Linked DNA regions of Mus musculus: region 2 is linked to region 1. The links are chromatin loops, found by intact Hi-C in ENCODE. Cell type or tissue: gastrocnemius. All regions are shown on one strand.

Region 1 (2,500 bases):
TATGTTACGGGCATCATCCTGAGTGAGGTAACACAATCACAAAAGAACTCAAATGATATGTACTCACTGATAAGTGGATATTAGCCCAGAAACTTAGTATAGGGAGATATAAGGTACAATTTGCAAAACACATGAAACTGAAGAAGAACGAAGACCAAAGTGTGGACACTTTGCCCCTTCTTAGAATTGGAAACAATCACCCATGGAAGGAGTTACAGAGACAAAGTTTGGAGCTGAGACAAAAGGATGGACCATCTAGAGACTGCCACATCCAGGGATCCATCCCATAATTAGCCTCCAAACGATGACACCATTGCATACACTAGCAAGCGTTTGTTGCAAGGACTGTGATATAGCTGTCTCTTGTGAGACTAGGCTGGGGCCTAGCAAACACAGAAGTGGATGCTCACAGTCAACTATTGGATGGATCACAGGGCCCCCAATGGAGGAGCTAGAGAAAGTATCCAAGGAGCTAAAGAGATCTGCAACCCTGTAGGTGCAACATTATGAACTAACCAGTACCCCGGAGCTCTTGACTCTAGCTGCATATGTATCAAAAGATGGCCTAGTCGGCCATCACTGGAAAGAGAGGCCCATTGGACAGGCAAACTTTATATGCCCCAGTACAGGGGAACACCAGGGCCAAAAAATGGGAATGAGTGGGTAGGGGAGTGGGTGTGTGTGTGTGGGGGGGGGGGACTTTTGTTATAGCATTGGAAATGTAATTGAGGAAAATATGTAATAAAAAAAAAGAAAAAAAGAGAAAATATGTTACATGTATTGGGGGGATGGGAATTGTTTTCTGGGAGGTGCTGGACAGACATACTCCCTTGGGATATACTGATTACAATGTAAAGCCTTGGTGTCCACTCCTCAGTGGATAGGGCAGGAAGGATGCTGGCAGGCAGGCGCTTACTATTGTAGATACGACTGCATCACTTTCTTTGAGAGAATCCCAGGATGCTCTCTGCTAATGAAATCTTCTTCTTGGCCATCTTGACCCAGGTCATCACCAGGATTCCTTTAGGCCCACGATCAAAGCAACCTGTGGTAGTTACGAGTGTGGCTTTAGGAGACTAACACACCAGGGCAGCTATGCCACCTAGTGATGCCTGTTTGTACTGTTCTCCTCCTGATGACAGTGGCAAAGGCTTCAGGGTGGCTTAGTCTTTGCTGTGCTGGGGCAGCCTTTCTACGGGGCAGGTCTGAAATCTTGGACTTGGCTTCCTTGGAAGCATTCCTGGAGGCTGCACTGACCATTCCCTCAAGCTGTAGGGGACAAGCATGACTTCACACCAAGAGGGAGCAATTACATCTGAATCTCTAGACATAATGGCTAAAAAAATATGAAGTCCATAGTTCTCTGACTGCCTTCTGGTCAAAACCTGATGGCATTTGTCGCTTTGCTCTTATCCTGCTAGGATGTGAATTAGCTGTTTCCTTCTTCCCTCCCTTCCTCTCATCCCTTTTACTTTATTTCCTTCCTTTCCATTTCTTCTTTTCCCTTATTCTGCACCCCTCCTTTTCTGTATGTGTAATGTGTGCATCTCTGTGTGGAGGTCACTCTCAAGTGTCAGCCCTCAAGTGCTTTTCACCCTATTTTTCGAGTCAGAGTCTTTCATTGGCCTGGGACTCATCGAGCCTCAGGGACCTTCCTAGCTCTACCTCCCCTACACTAGATGACAAGGATATGCGCTGCCACACTAAGCTTTGAAAAACCTGGGTTTGGGGCTCAGGTCCCCATGCTTGTAAGGCAAGCATGTTAGTACCCTTTTAGCCCTGTTTATCATGTAACCTGAAGTCCTGGGCCTTCTGCATCTGTTGTCTCTTTCCCTTACCAAACAGAAGTGCTTGCTCCGGCACTCAGCTGTCACAGGGTGCCTAGGAAGTGTCTGTCCTCCAGCCCATGGCAGATGTTAACAAGTATAGCTCTTGAGCCCAGACCCTAGTCTACTCCCCGTTGACTAGAACATAGCGAGGAGCAGAAGGGTATTGTAAGCCTCAAGAAATGTTGAGAGGGGGCTGATAAATGCAGGAAGTGCTTTTGTTCATTTTGTTAGCACGCTCTCTCCTTCTCTCCTTCCCTCCTTCCCTCCTTCCCTCCCTCCAGCCCTCCCTCCCCCACCCCCACCCCCTCACTAGGAGAAGGTGAGCTGAGTGGCTAGAATTCCAAAAGGGGGGACGGCAATGCCATGAAGCTGCTTTTTATCTGAGTATCATGGAGACTGTAGGAGTAACACTAACGTGTGTGTGTGTGTGTGTGTGTGTGTGTGTGTGTGTTACACAGAAGTCAGAGGAGGGCATCAGGTATCCTTCCTACCTCCGCCTCCCCAGCACTCACTCTCTACCACACTCCTTTGTGACAGGGTCTCTTATTCAATCTGTAGCCAGACTGATAGCCTGCAAATCCCAGAAATCCTCCTGACTCTGCACCCATTCCTGGCTTCTTTGGGTGCTGGCAATTTGATCTCAAGGTTCCTTATGCACGAACAGCCAATTC
Region 2 (2,500 bases), 530 kb before region 1:
AGGGATTTAGTTCTCCTAATTGATTATAGTTAAATTGATTCCTGATTGGGGGGACGACCTCATTTACTTCAGCCTTGTCAGAGTGACGGAGGGGCAGAAGGCAGGGGACATGGAAATGCAGTTGGGAACGAGAGCACTCCACTGACCAGCTGGTGGAGTCGTCTTGCCAGGGGAGGCTGTCTGCCCTTTCTACAGAGGGAACAAGCCAGGAGCTCAGCCATTCTGGGGCTTCCAGAGCTCAGAGAGGGTTGGGCAACAAATCACAACAACTTATGCTATCTTATGACATAGGTGTGTAAAGAGCCACCCTGAAGATACTTAATCTGGGGTGGGGCAGAGGCTATTTTAGAAACCCCATGAGGAAAGCTTCTACTCTAAAGCTACACTTTAACGTTTGTCTTAATAAAATGACGATTATATCCAGTGAGCAAGGGGAAAAAAGGACCAGCCCAAGGAAATGCATTTGTAACAGGCAGCTAGGAACCCTACCTGTCAGTTTGATGCTGAAGGCAGACAAAAGATGCAAAAAGGCTCTCAAGACATGTAGTGCGAGTGAACATGAGCTCGGGTGGCTCTGTTGGCCCTAAGAACAGCTGATGGTAGGAAGGGCAGACAGACACCCCACACCTCAGGAGATCTCTGGGGACGGTCAGTATACTCAGAAAAGTCCTTAAGCTGGACCCACTGCATTTCCTGCCAGTTTCCACGTGTGACTGTCTTGAATCCTGGTGTTATTCCGTGCACTTAAGAGTGGCTGCTTCAGGGAGGGATCTTGAGATGCTCTGTAACTGGAAAGTGGCCTATCCCTAGTTGTCATGCCTTCTCAATGAAGAATAACACCTATCACCCAGCCTCACTCACTATTTTCACACGTTTGGAAGGTGCAAAATTTGACTTTGGCAGGCATTTGACCCAGTTACCGTAAGAACTATTTCCTGCCAAATGCCAGTAGACTTACCAGCATTAGGCAAGTACCAATTTGTCCTGGCTTGGGTTTCCTGCATGAAAGCCCTCAGATGACACATACCTGTAGTTTCTGAAATGTTGACAACCTGAAGCTATTCTGAGTACAGGACACTTCGGTGTCTACCCTCACCGGCTAGTTGGCTGATTCCCATAGATCACGAATAAAGGAAGTGCTATGGATTGTAGGAAGCTGCCAGAGGGGCCCGGGAAAGGGTTGAGAGAGCCTCCCCTGACGGAGCAGCACCCATGTTGCATGCGCGTCTGCCCAGACCCATGCATTTGTCCCATGCCAGCTATGCGAGGCTCACCATCTCGAGACATCCCCACGGCCAGGCATTTCTGCAGCCGACAATGCTGGCAGCGGTTTCTGCTGGTCCGATCAATCAAACAGTTCTTCTGACGAGGACAGGAGTAGGTGGCATTGCTCTGCTGACTTCTCCTGAAAAAGCCCTGTGATTCAGTTATAAATACGGAACAGGTTAGTGTCAGTTCCAGCGGTGATACCCAAAGGCTGGGTACTAAGCGTCGAGTGCCGAATGGCATTAATATTTAATGGAGGGTTAAGCTTGGAGCAGAATCATCCAGGAGGCCATTAATGAAATTAAAGTCACTTTTTTTCCTTGAGTAAAATTAACCCCCAGAGCCTAATCCTCCATCCCTTACACATGCAAAACTTCCTTAAACTTCCACTCAATTGCCTGTGTAAAAGACACATGATCAGGGTGACCAAACAAAGCAGTGTGGGCTGCAGTGACCCCAAAGGATTTGCCTCTAACCTGTATCTCCAAAATACCTTTTCCTTTGGTGCACTTGTGGTGGTATACACAAGAGTATGTGCATGTGTGTTTGTGTGTGCACATGTATGTTCCTATGTGTGCTGCAGAGGCTAGAGGAGGAGCCTTGGTGTCACACTGCCTTATTTTGCTAAAATGGGGTCTCTTACTGTGCCTGGCAATAGGTTGCAAGTCCCAGTGAGCCTCCCATCTGTTTCCCACAGTGCTGGAGTGAGCAGGTGCCCATGTCATGCCTGTGTTTATGTGGATGCTGGGGATTCAAACTTAGGTTCTCATGTGTGTGCAGCAAGTGTTGTGTCCCATGATGTCATCTATATGTCTGGGCGTGCCGTGGTGTTTACCACTCAAGCCTCTGGCCGTTTGGCCATCTTTCACTCCCCGGGTCTGAACCTAACGGTGCAAACAGTTAGATGACACTTGGATTGGCTACTTTAAAGATCAGTTGCACTGCGAATTCCCAGTCCTCACCGGTTGGGAATCAGCAGTGTTTAGAAGAACGGCCTTTAGGCTTGGGTCCAGTGTAGTGATCAGCAGCTTCTCGTCTGTGTTGGGTGCTATGCTGGAGATGAGAGGGTGTGCAAAGGCACACGGGAGCTGCTGGCCTCGAGGTGTGTGCTTACGAACCTCCTGGTTTCCAGTCAGGGACTAGAAGGTGCAAGCCTTTCTTTAGTGATTTTTGTAGGAGAAACCCACAAGCTTCACACGGGTGCAATGTTTCTACGATGGCTGACTGGAAAATT

The links. Hi-C counts contacts between places; a loop is a spot of excess contacts. Peaks named below come from ENCODE experiments on the same cell type or tissue, not always from the same donor. Only the 100,000 strongest peaks of a DNase experiment are listed, where the experiment ranks them.
Region 2: it touches region 1 in a loop (2.0-fold over the local background); 4 of 42 quality-filtered maps call a loop at or near these places.

What each region holds. Positions count from the first base shown.
Region 1 is chr9:68,828,727-68,831,226 of GRCm38, reverse strand. The region is part of intron 1 of Rora (RAR-related orphan receptor alpha); the gene reads right to left. Gm31262 (a long non-coding RNA gene) reads right to left here. Exons shown (of 2, transcript XR_379583.4): 1 at 1-2,500. Among named protein-coding and RNA genes, the nearest start is that of Gm31262, 6.6 kb to the right of the region's middle. In gastrocnemius, a CTCF peak has its summit at 1,098; no DNase peak of the experiment used is centred here.
Region 2 is chr9:69,360,655-69,363,154 of GRCm38, reverse strand. Rora (RAR-related orphan receptor alpha) reads right to left here. Exons shown (of 11, transcript NM_013646.2): 4 at 1,275-1,416. The region is part of intron 1 of Gm15511 (predicted gene 15511); the gene reads left to right. Among named protein-coding and RNA genes, the nearest start is that of Gm15511, 2.3 kb to the left of the region's middle. In gastrocnemius, no CTCF peak of the experiment used is centred here; DNase peaks (open chromatin) are centred at 166 and 1,299; H3K27ac peaks cover 2,097 bases.